Regions from separate parts of the Homo sapiens genome. Here regions 2 and 3 are each linked to region 1. A link is a contact called in ENCODE Hi-C or POLR2A ChIA-PET data. All regions are on one chromosome and are shown on one strand. Each heading gives the region's core, a stretch centred on a gene start or an enhancer-like site at or near the end of the contact. The rest is flanking DNA. Distances are from core to core; before and after follow the strand shown. Region 1 holds the start of MED11 (mediator complex subunit 11). Region 2 holds the start of UBE2G1 (ubiquitin conjugating enzyme E2 G1). Region 3 holds the start of SPNS3 (SPNS lysolipid transporter 3, sphingosine-1-phosphate (putative)).

Evidence for each region. Hi-C counts contacts between places; a loop is a spot of excess contacts on that map. ChIA-PET counts read pairs that join two places held with the same protein, here RNA polymerase II (POLR2A). Pooled maps may share reads with other maps.
Region 2: a map of CD8-positive, alpha-beta T cell shows a loop between it and region 1 (8-fold over the local background). The contact joins the promoter of UBE2G1 here to the promoter of MED11 in region 1. A Hi-C loop is called at or near these places in 1 of 168 maps with a recorded cell type or tissue (CD8-positive, alpha-beta T cell) and 9 of 50 pooled maps. POLR2A ChIA-PET finds 5 or more read pairs at or near these places in 1 of 52 experiments (activated B cell).
Region 3: a pooled map shows a loop between it and region 1 (2.4-fold over the local background). The contact joins the promoter of SPNS3 here to the promoter of MED11 in region 1. A Hi-C loop is called at or near these places in 4 of 50 pooled maps. POLR2A ChIA-PET finds 5 or more read pairs at or near these places in 2 of 52 experiments (WTC11 and activated CD4-positive, alpha-beta T cell).

Annotation. Positions count from the first base shown.
Region 1 is chr17:4,730,178-4,734,051 of GRCh38, forward strand. MED11 (mediator complex subunit 11) reads left to right here and starts at 1,251. Exons shown (of 3, transcript NM_001001683.4): 1 at 1,251-1,397; 2 at 1,599-1,729; 3 at 2,873-3,430. The coding sequence starts at 1,313. The coding sequence ends at 3,010. CXCL16 (C-X-C motif chemokine ligand 16) reads right to left here. Exons shown (of 6, transcript NM_001386809.1): 6 at 3,356-3,874. RefSeq lists enhancers at 1,048-1,187, 1,087-1,906, 1,198-1,247.
Region 2 is chr17:4,364,738-4,368,739 of GRCh38, forward strand. It overlaps UBE2G1 (ubiquitin conjugating enzyme E2 G1), which reads right to left and starts at 1,938. Exons shown (of 6, transcript NM_003342.5): 1 at 1,534-1,938. The coding sequence starts at 1,579. RefSeq lists silencers at 579-1,358, 1,409-2,108 and enhancers at 1,271-1,957, 1,777-2,071.
Region 3 is chr17:4,432,305-4,436,306 of GRCh38, forward strand. It overlaps SPNS3 (SPNS lysolipid transporter 3, sphingosine-1-phosphate (putative)), which reads left to right and starts at 1,636. Exons shown (of 12, transcript NM_182538.5): 1 at 1,636-1,862. The coding sequence starts at 1,664. RefSeq lists an enhancer at 1,698-2,352.

The sequences.
Region 1 (3,874 bases), core at 1-2,500:
TACAGGCATGCGCCACCATGCCCAGCTAATTCTGTATTTTTAGTAGAGACGGGGTTTCTCCATGTTGGTCAGGCTGGTCTCGAACTCCTGACCTCAGGTGATCCACCCGCCTCGGCCTCCCAAAGTGCTGGGATTACAGGTGTGAGCCACCAAACCCAGCCTTTATTTTTTAAATATAGGAGATGGGGTCTCACTATATTGCCCAGGCTGGTCTCGAAGTCCTTAGTTCAAGTGATCCTCCCACCTCAGCCTCCCAAAGAGCTGAAATTACAGGAGTGAGCCACCATGCCCAGCCCCCAAATTTTTTTATAAAGACAGTATCTCACTATGTTCCCCAGGCTAGACCATTCAGTTTAACTGAGTCTAACCTTCATGTGCTAACCTTGGGCAAACTAGTTTCATTCTTGATAATCTACTATAAACTGTTACAAACGATCTTTCCAAAAAAGGTAATTCTGGTCATAACACACTTCTTAAAAACCCTTTAAAGGCTCAAATGTCTTCAGACTCAAGTCCAAAGTACATAGCTTGCAAGCCTTTTCCTGATTCCGCTCCTCTCTCCAGCCTCACCATTGTCATACCTAACCCCCACCACGCTCCGTTCACTCCAGGCAGGCAGAATCCCTTGCTGGACTCCACATGCGCTGTTCCCGTCACAGCACCATGCTGTTGCCTATGCCGTCTCCCTTTTCCACTACAAGCTTTCATCCACGTAGTTCACCTTTAAGATTCAGCTCACGCCTGTAATCCCAGCACTTTGGGAGGCCGAAGAGGGTGGATCGCTTGAGGTCGAGTTCGAGACCAACCTGGCCAACATGGTGAAACCCCGTCTCTACTAAAAATACAAAAATCAGCCGGGCGTGGTGGCGGGCGCCTATAATCCCAGGCACCCGGGAAGCTGAAGCAGGAGAATCGCTTGAACCTGGGAGGTGGAGGTTGCAGGGAGGGAGATCTTGCGACTGCACTCCAACCTGGACGACAGAGTAAGACTGTCTCATAAATAAATAAACTTGTGTAGAATAAACTAGAGGCCACAGACAGTGTCAAGAAGATGGACAGGTCTGAATGGCCTCGGGCTAGGGGATATTCCACTGTCGCCTCTGACTACGGGTGGTCCTGTGGCTGAGGCGCAGCGGGCCCTGGGAGTTGTAGTTCATCAAGCGGACCGAGGAGGCGAGGCTGCGCTGAGCATCCTGGGAATCGTAGTGCTCGCTACACGGTGCCCTCTGCGCAGGCGCACACCGAGAGCCACTTCCGGAACAAGCGTCGCGTTTCTGAGGAGAAACTCTTGGTGAGAATTCCCAGAGTGATAATGGCTACCTACAGCCTGGCGAACGAGAGACTACGCGCTCTGGAAGACATTGAACGGGAAATCGGCGCCATCCTTCAGAATGCAGGTTCGGGATGCGACAACCTGGACAGCGGGGAGCGAAAGCGTGACCGGGCTGCACTGGCAGCCTGACCTGGGACTTGGAGCAGGGTTGGGGAGGGAATCCTACGTGCGTGCGCAGCGAAAGGGCGGGACTGAGAGGGGCTGGCCTAGGGAGAGGCTACACTGGCAGTCTCCGTGTGTCCCCGCCCTCTCTCCGCCCTGGCAGGTACTGTGATCCTAGAATTGTCCAAGGAAAAAACTAACGAGCGGCTCCTAGACCGGCAGGCGGCGGCCTTCACCGCTTCAGTGCAACACGTGGAGGCGGAGCTGTCAGCTCAGATCCGCTACCTCACCCAGGTCGGTGTGTCTGGGGGGTTCTGCGAGCGAACCCCAGCTCTGGGTCAAAGCCTCAGGCTTGGGTGATCCAGGGTGGAGCATTAACTGGGCAGGACCAGACCTCCCCAGCCGGCCATCCAGAGCGGGTTTCTTCCTCTAAAAGGAAAGAATGGGCCGGGCGCAGTGGCTTGACAGAGTTCGAGACCAGCCTGGCCAACACGGTGAAACCTCGTCTCTACTAAAAATATAAAAATTAGGCCAGGCTCGGTGGCTCACTCCTGTAATCCCAGCACTTTGGGAGGCTGAGGCGGGTGGATCATCTGAGGTCAGGAGTTCGAGACCAGCCTGGCCAACATGGTGAAACTCCGTCTCTACTAAAAATACAAAAATTAGCTGGGCTGGTAGCGGGCACCTGTAATCCCAGCTACTTGGAAGGGTGAGGCAGGAGAATCGCTTGAACCCAGGAGGTGGAGGTTGCAGTGAGCCAAGATTGCAGCACTGCACTCCAGCCTGGGTGACAAAGCAAGACTGTCTCAAAAAAAAAAAAAGCCGGGCTTGGTGGTGAGTACCGGTAACCCCAGCTACTTGGAAGGCTGAGGCAGGAGAATCGCTTGAACCCAGGAGGCGGAGGTTGTTGTACTTAGCCGAGATCATGCCATTGCACTCCAGCCTGGGTAACAGAGCAAAAACTCTGTCTCAAAAAATAATAAATAATAAAATGAAAGAATTAAAGGTGGCCCTGCATACCTCACTGGGTAACATCACATGTGCCTAGCAGAAGATGTGTAAATAATGCTAGAACTACAGAACTTTGTCACTGGAAACTTGGCCTGACCTCCAGGCCACGAGGTCCCAAATCCTTATATCCTGAGAAGAGGGACAGGATTGAGAAGGTTCTGAAATCGTCGCAGGGACCACTACCATTACTAATTTTTACGGTGTGCCAGATACTCTGCATTACTTTATCTAATCCTCAACAACTCTAGGAAGTAGTTATTGTCACCCCCATTTTACAGACAAGATTAACATAAGTTAAATGATTTATTTACCCAGCTACCAGATGGCCTAACAAATTCAAACTCAGGGAAGAAATGAGACGAGACCTGATGCCTGGTTGGAGTTAGGGTAAAGGAGATGGTGCTCCATTGATAGTCTGTCTTGTAGGTGGCCACAGGGCAGCCCCATGAGGGCTCCAGCTACTCTTCGAGGAAGGACTGTCAGATGGCTCTGAAGCGAGTGGACTATGCCCGCCTCAAGCTCAGTGATGTGGCTCGAACCTGTGAGCAGATGCTGGAGAACTAGGCCAGGGAGATGGACCCAGAGCTGAGAGGGAGACCATCACCTGTGCCATGGGACAGAACCTGGGAACATGTAGGGTGGGGAGTATGAGCACCAACATACCCTGCTGGTCAAAGTACCCTAGGACAAAGGGGCAAATGGTGGGCATGGAAAAACTGAAGCCCGAGCCTGCCCACAGCTATGCTTTGGCCTCTCCAGCAGGGTGCTCCTGCTCTGCACTCCAGAAACACCCTGACAGGCTCAGAGAGGAGATGGAAACTGACATACCCAACCCACTTCCTCAAACACTTCATGCTGCTGCCCCAGCCTTCCCGCAGACTTGGCCTAATGAAAATACATACTTCTTCATTCGGAGAGACAAAACAAGAACTAGAGTTTTAATGATAATAAAAGCAATAATAATAAAAGCAATAACAATAAAAACAAGATCAGACTCTCACTGGGGTAGGCAAGGGACTGAGGAGGTGAAACCAACCCGTATGGTGTCCCAGCACGGCACCTGCTAAGGAGGGAGGGTGGGAAAGCCCAGGCCTTCGCTGCGGGTACAGGAGGATGCAGGAGAGGGCTGAGGTGGGGGAGGAACAACTGGTGTACTGGGAGAGAGATTTGGGACGAGGGGGAACCATCAGCAAAAAATGAAGCCAGGAATCACAGTAAGGGCGCAAGGGCTGAGGCCAGTTGTTTCCATAAAGAAGACTCAATCATTACAAAAATAATTTTTAGTAGTTAAAAAACACACATAGGGCCAGGCATGGTGGCTCACACCTTTAATCCCAGCACTTTGGGAGGCCTGGGTGGGCAGATCACCAGGTCAGGAGTTCGAGACCAGCCTGGTCAACATGGTGAAACCCCGTCTCTACTAAAAAT
Region 2 (4,002 bases), core at 688-3,187, 360 kb before region 1:
CCCGAATAATTTTTTGTATTTTTAGTAGTGACGGGGGTTTCACCACTTTGGCCAGGCTGGCCCTGAACTCCTGTCCTAAGGTGATCCGCCAGCCTCGGCCTCCCGAAGTGCTGGGATTACAGGCGTGAGCCAGCGCGCCCGGCCTCAGTGCTTTTCCAGCACATAATTTTTATGAGTATCCTGTAGTATCATTAGAACTTCTCCATTTACTGCAAGCTAACTCCCCCTGAGCATCTAGAACTTTAATACTTGTCCAAACCTGCTTGCTCATGGTCTAATAATAAACCCAATTATACAATCTGTAAGAACCCCTGACAACCTTTTCCTTAAGAAGCCATAAAGGTGATTTAACGAACACCTCAAACTCTTAGTAAATGTATTTCAAAAACAGATTTCATCACTCCAGTCTTTGGCTTCTGCTGAGGGCTAGAGGCTACTGGTTTTAGAGTGGGTAGGGGGAAGATCGCTTGAACTGAGAATGACACACGCCGGGTGTTGTACAGCAGGGGTAAGTGCTGGTTCATTTCTCTTTAAATCTGGCAGCACGTGGGGCTGCATTGTGAAGCCACCAACCCGCCTCCCCCCTTCCACTCCGCACACGGACGTCTCCACTGCGCATGCTCCGCGCACACAGTCCTAGCAGAGTAGGAGCCAACCCCCTAAAAAGTCAACCTGGAAGCCGCAAACGGCCGGAGGCCGGGACAATGGGGGAGGGGGGCCGCAGGCTCCTCGGGGAGGCCGACCCGGCCGCCGCCCCGGGCCAGAGCCTGCGGGCGCAGCTCCGGGGTTTGCAGGCCTGCGCAGCAGCCGGAATCGCGGCGAGCACAAAGCCCGGAGCCGGCCAGCGAGCGGCTCTCCCCGCGGCCCGCTCCTACCCTCCCCCAGCCGGGCGGCGCAGCCGGAGCCCGTGCCAGGCGGAGGCAGGCGAGGCGGCGATCCGCACTCCGCCAGGGTCTCCGGCACCCTCGCGCCCGCGTGGAGGCCGCCGAGGCCAGCGCTTTTGTTGTCGGCCCCAACTCCGCGGACCCAGCGCCGCCCGGGGAGAAGTTTTGTGCGCCTCACCTATCCCGCCAGGGCCGGTCCCTTCCGCCCGCCCTCAGACACCGAGCCGGGGACTCGCAGCCGCACTGGGTCCGGACGCTCCAGCCGGCCCCGAAGGTCCGGCGGCCCCGGCAGCACCTGAACCCGGGACCCGCCCCTCCAAGCTGGCGGCCCCGGCCTGGGGACCCGCACACAGCCCCTCCCCCGCAACGTCCTACAGAACGGTGGGGGAGGGGACCTCCTCCTCTCCGACCCCCCGGGCGCCAGGCCCAGTCCCTGGGCCGGAGCTGGGTCGCGTCCCCGCCCCCAGTGCCCTCCAAGAGCCGGGCGAGAACGGCTGGGCCCGGCCGGGACCGGAGCCTCGAGGTCCCCACCCTCGCAGGCCCGGGCCCCTTCGGCAGTACGGCCGCTGGCCCGGGAGGAGAAGAGGGACTGGGCTGCGGCTGTCCGCGATCGCGGCCGGGCCCGGCGCCCCGCCGCCCGCCTGCTCACCTGCCAGCTGTCTTCGCAGTAGCAGTGCCGACTGCAGCTCCGTCATCCTCCCTGCCGAGGGCCCGGGCTGGCGCCGGGGCTTCCGAAGGGCTGGGGACAGGCTCTGGGGGCGGCTGGAGCGGGGTGTGCCGAGGAACCCGGGCCCCGCGACCGGAGCGCCGGAGCCGAGGAAGGCCGGGCTGAGGCGGCGGGAGCGGCGCCTCGCTGCCGGTGCGAGTCCGCTCGCTTCAGCTCTTTTCACAGCGACTCACGCCCGGAAGGGGAGGGTGCCCGGGCTGCCGCGGCGCGCACTGGGACTTCGCTCGCCCGCTTCCCTCCTTCAACCCGCCCGTCGGCCCCACCGGTGCCTTCCCCCGCCACTGCCTCACTGCGCGCAGGGCCGCTCGGCGCAGGCGCGCTGAGACTGCCGACTTGGGAAGCGTCCCGCCCGCTAGCCCGACCCCTCGGCCTCCCGCCCCGCCCCCGGCGGCGGAACCCCGCCCCTTGAGCGCAGTTGTCCCGTCCGCCGCCATTTTGGGAAGGTCGACGCCCGGCTGCCAGCCCAAGCCTCCGCTGGTAGACGCCCCGCGGACGCCATGACAAAGAGGTCGCAGAGGGTCAAATACAGCCTCTGGATTGAAGCAGTGGATATAGGAGCGAAGAGGCCAGAAGAAGTGGTAGATGTCTAGTCCTTGGCGAGCGCCCAAAAGCCATCTAACACTGCCACATGGTGTGCGAAGTAGGAATTGTTAGAAAGCCGAAGTTAGTACTGGTGTGCCCCATTTTAACCAAACATCAAAATAGAGGCAATATATGATGATAACTCACTTTACATGAAGAGTGCACAAAAAAAGCCACCGCGTCCGGCCCTATTATTATTGAGCCACCGAGACCGGCCCTGTTATTATTATCATTTATGGACGGCAATTCTCTCTGTCGCCCAGGCTGGAGTGCAGTGATCATAGCTCACTGCAGCTTGGAACTCCTGGGCTTAAGGGATCCTCCCATCTGAGTCTCCTTAGTATCTGGGATTACAGGTACACACCACCATGCCCTGCTATTTTTTTATTTGCTTTATAGAGATCGGGGGGTTTGACGGGGCGCGGTGGCTCATGCTTGTAATCCCAGCACTTTGAGAGGCCGAGGTGGGCAGATCACCTGAGGTCACGAGTTCGAGACCATCCTGGCCAACATGGTGAAACCTGGTCTCTACTAAAAATACAAAAATTAGCCCAGCCTGGTGGCAGGCGCCTGTACTCCCAGCTACCAGGGAGGCTGAGAAAGGAGAATTGCTTGAACCTAGGAGGCAGAGATTGCAGTGAGCCGAGATGGTGCCACTGCACTCCAGCATGGCCGACAGAGAGAGACTCCGTCTCACAAAAAAAAAAAAAAAGGAGGGGGGGGCCAGAGGTCTCTCTGTGTTGCCCAGGCTGGTCTCAAACTCCTGGGTTCAAGCAGTCCTTCCAACTCGGCCTCCCAAAGTGTTAGCATTACAAGTGTGAACCACTGCCCCCTATCAAATAGACCAAAGGGACCATTTTGATATTTCACTTTACCAAATCAAGGAAATTTACTTCTATTCCTAGTTTCTTTCTTTTTTATTTTATTTATTTATTTATTTATTTTTTGAGACAGCCTTGTTCTGTCGCCCAGGCTGGAGTGCAGTGGCGTGATCTTGGCCCACTGCAACCTCTGCCTCTCAGGTTCCCGAGTTAAAGCAATTCTCCTGCCTCAGACTCCTGAGTAGCTGGGACTACAGGCGCACGCCTCCAGGCCAGGCTAATTTTCTTTCGTATTTTAGTAGAGATGGGGTTTTACCATGTTGCCCAGGCTGGTCTCGAACTCCTGAACTCAGGCAATCCGCCTGCCTCAGCCTCCCAAAATGCTAGGATTATAGGCAAGGGCCACTGTGCCCGGCCTATTCCTAGTTTCTTAAGATTTATTTTTTGTAAAAAAAAAAAAAAAAAAGATTTATTTTTTGTAATAATTTCCAAATCTGGTGAAAGATCAGGGCTGGATAAAGGTTTAGAAATTGAACCTAATCCTTAAACAGTGGGAGGCCCCTGAAAAGTTTTAACTAGGAGTAGAAAAATAGCAGACTTGCATTTTGAATGTTTTGCTGTGGCTGCAGAGAATTGATGAGGGAGGGAGGGTCAAGACCAGTGCCCTGCAGGCTGTGGTGGCTCTCATCTGTAATCCCAGCTCTTTGGAAACTCCACGCAGGAGGATCACTTGAGGCCAGGAGCTAGAGACTAGCCTGGGTGACAGAGCAAGACCCTATCGCTACAAAAAAGTGTGTTTTGTTTTGTTTTGAAACAGTCTCCCTCTGTCGCCCAGGCTGGAGTACAGTGGCACAATCTCAGGTCACTGCACCTCTGCCTCCCTGGTTCAAGTGATTCTCGTGCCTCAGCCTCCTGAGTGGCAGGGATTACAGGCCTGTGCCACCATGGCTGGAGAATTTTTGTATTTTCGGTAGAGACAGAGTTTCAC
Region 3 (4,002 bases), core at 386-2,885, 300 kb before region 1:
TCCCAAAGTGCTGGGATTACAGGCATGAGCCACCGCGCCTGGCCTATCTTGTCTCTTTGTTGCTTTTAATCCAAAACAGTCCCTCAGAATATTTTTTTTTTTTCGAGACAGAGTTTTGCTCTTGTTGCCCAGGCTGGAGTGTAATGGCGTGATCTTGGCTCACCACAACCTGTGCCTCCCGGGTTCAAGCAATTCTCCTGCCTCAGCCTCCCGAGTAGCTGAGATTACAGGCACCTGCCACCATGCCTAGTTAGTTTTGTATTTTTAGTAGAGACGGGGTTTCTCCACATTGGTCAGGCTGATCTTGAACTCCCGACCTCAGGTGATCCACCTGCCTCGGCCTCCCAAAGTGCTGGGATAACAAGCGTGAGCCACCACGCCTAGCTCCCTCAGTCTTTCTTAGTCTTTCATGACTCTGACATTTTTCAATATACAGTCCCTTTAAAGAAATAGTGTTTCTCAATTTGGGCTTGTCTGATGTTTTTTCATTTTAAAAATTAAAAAAAAAATTTTTTTTTTTGAGTTGGGGTCTTGCTTTGTCACCCAGCCTGGAGTGCAGTGGCACGAACATGGCTCACTGCAGCCTCGACTTCCCAGGCTAAGGCGATCCTTCCTACCTCAGCCTCCCAAGTAGCTGGGACTGTGGACGCACACCACTACACCCGGCTATTTTTTTTTAAAATTTTTTATTTTTTTGGTATTTTTGTAGCAATGGGGTTTCACCATGTTGCCCAGGCTGGTCACAAACTTCTGGGCTTGGATGATCCTCCTGTCTTGGCCTCCCAGTGTTAGGATTACAGGTGCGAGCCACCGCGTCTGGCTGATGTCTTCTCATGATGAGATTCCGGTTGTGCCTTCCTGGCTGGAATGCCACATAGATGATGCTGTGACCTGCGAAGACCTTCACATCTGGAGGCACACGACACCCTCCTGCCTCTCACAGGTGATTTATTTTAACCCCTTGGTCAAGATGTCTGATTCCTCTACTGTATAGTTACTCTTTTTCCTTTTGTTACTAATAAGCAATCTATCAAGAGATGCTTCGTGACCGTGCTGACACCCTCCCCCCTCACTGAAGTCTTCCCCCCAGATTTAGCCCCCACTGATGAGTTTTGCACACAGGCTGTCTTCTTGTAGGCAGCCCCCTCTGCTACCTTTGTTTTTCCGGGAAGGACCTTAGATCCTGGGTAGGTGCTCATCCTGCCTGGCAGTCGAGTGCAATGCTGCTGTCCTGGCCAATGCCCAGCCTTCCTCATTTGCCCCGGCTTCAAGGCATTGGTTCACAGTCCCGTACGGGCAGCTAGACCATCTCACAGCAAGCAGCACTCTGGGAGGCTCATCTCATTTCCTGCCCTGGAAGCTTCCCTTCCTCACTGCAGCCACTGAAGCTGCAGGCTAGATCAAGGGGACCACAGAGTTGTCCAGTCCCCAGGGTGGGGGTGCCAGGAGCCCTTGTCCTCCGTAGCAGGTCTCAGAGGCTGACGATGGGGAAATCGCACTGGTGAAGCTGCCGTGGGGTCAGGAGGAACCTGCGATAAGACGCCCAACAGTTAGGGCAGGTGCTTTGAGGTTTGGAGCCTGGGACCCCACAGGAAGTGACTTCGTGCTGAGCTAATGTTGCTTCATCCTGGCGCCAGTCTCAGGCCAAGAGCTGCAGGCTGGCATGGCTGGGGGGATGTCAGCGGAGTGCCCTGAGCCTGGGCCAGGAGGTCTGCAGGGCCAGTCCCCAGGGCCAGGCAGGCAGTGTCCCCCTCCCATCACGCCCACCTCCTGGAGCCTGCCCCCGTGGAGGGCCTACGTGGCTGCCGCCGTCCTCTGCTACATCAACCTCCTGAATTACATGAACTGGTTCATCATTGCAGGTGAGGAGGGGATGGCTACCCTGGGCAGTACCTGCTGCTGTGCCCACCAGCCAGGGGCTGCAGATCCATGGTGGCCTTCCAGCCATCACCCATCTTTCTGCTCCTGGGCCCATCTCTGGTGTTCTCACCTCTAGAGGTGGTTTTCAGCTGTGCTCGAATCGGGGAGGACCAACTGATGTTCCCAATCCAGCCTCAACTAAGAAGGGACACAGGCTGGGCATGGTGGCTCCCGCTTGTAATTCCAGCACTTTGGGAGGCTGAGGCAGGAAGATTGCTTGAGCCCAGGAGTTTGAGACCAACCTGGACAACATAGTGAGACTCTGTCTCTATTTATTTATTTTTTTTTTTGAGACAGAGTCTCGCTCTGTCGCCCAGGCTGGAGTGTAGTGGCGCAATCTCAGCTCACTGCAACCTCTGTCTCCCAGGTTCAAGTGATTCTCCTGCCTCAGCCTCCCGAGTAGCTGGGATTACAGGCGTGCACCACCACATCCGGCTAATTTTTGTATTTTGAGTAGAGGAGGAGTAGGGACGGGGTTTTACCATGCTAGTCAGGCTGGTCTCGAACTCCTGACCTCAGGTGATCCACCCGCCTCGGCCTCCCAAAGTGCTGGGATTACAGGCATGAGCCACCGTGCCCGGCCTTTTTTTTTTTTCTTGAGACAGAGTCTCAATCTGTTGCCCAGGCTGGAGTGCAGTGGCGCGATCTCGGCTCACTGCAACTTCTGCCTCCCAGGTTCAAGCGATTCCTATCTCAGCCTCCCGAGTAGCTGGGACTACAGGCGCATACCACCATGCCAGGCTAGTTTTTGTATTTTTAGTAGAGACGGGGTTTTGCCGTGTATGCCAGGCTGTCTCGAACTCCAGACCTCAGGTGATCCGCCTGCCTCGGCCTCCCAAAGTGTTGGGATTATAGGCATGAGCCCCTGCGCCCAGCCGAAACTCTGTCTCTATTTAAAAAATTAAAAATATTTTAGGGCTGGGTGCGGTGGCTCAGGCCTGTAATCCCAGCACTGTGGGAGGCCAAGGTGGGCGGATCACTTGAAGTGAGGACTTTGTGACCAGCCTGGGCAACATGGTGAAACCCCGTCTCTACTAAAACTACAAAAATTAGCCGAGCATGGTAGCGGGCACCTGTAATCTCAGCTACTGGGGAGGCTGAGGCAGAGAATTGCTTGAACCTGGGAGGTGGATGTTGCAGTGAGCCGAGATCCCACCATTGAGCCAAGATCCCACCATTGCACTCCAGTCTGGGCGACAGAGCAAGGCTCTGTCTCAAAAAAAAAAAAATAAAAAATAAAAAATAAATAAATAAATAAATATTTTTTAAAAATTAAGGGAGGGCACAGTGGGGGTGGGGCCAGAGACATAATGAGGGGTGGGTGGGTGAGGACAGCAGGCAGGACTTCCAGGCAGAGGCCCCCAGGTTCTAGGTGGAGGACAGGGTAGCCTGGGCCAGACAAGAATAGCTCCTGCTGGCTGTGTTTCTAGGACAACAGGCTGCTCGCAAACCTCACACGTCCTGCCTTCCTTCTTGCAGGCTTCAGGGCTCAACCTGCTCTGTCTTCTGTCACTCATTCACTAACTCACTCACTCATTCATTCATTCAAGACTGATCAGGGGCCAGGCGTGGTGGCTCACGCCTGTAATCCCAGCTACTCGGGAGGCTGAGGCAGGACAGTCGCTTGAACCCGGGAGGCGGAGGTTGCGGTGAGCTGAGATCGTGCCACTGCACTCCAGCCTGGGCGACAGAGCGAGACTCCGTCTCAAACAAAGACAACAACAATAACAACAGCTGATTGAGGCTCCACTTGCTCTTCTCTTCTTGTCATTCATTCATTCAAGACCGGCTGAGCACTAACTGTGGGCAGGACCCCCTGCTGGCTGCTGTGGACCCAGGGAGGAAATCGGACTTGGAGTTCCTGAACTCAGGAATGACCATCTCATGGGGCAGAGATAGAGGCTGGTTGATGGCAGTCCTGCGAGGCGGAGAGGTGCGGCCAGACAAGGGGGAGGCACAGGCCGGGCTGGGAGCTCAGGAGGGTGCCTGCAGCTGCCAGGCATCTCTGAGACCTGGGCATCGATCTGTCAGTTACCAGCTCAGCATGCCAGAGAGTGGCTATGGAATCATGAAACTCTAGGG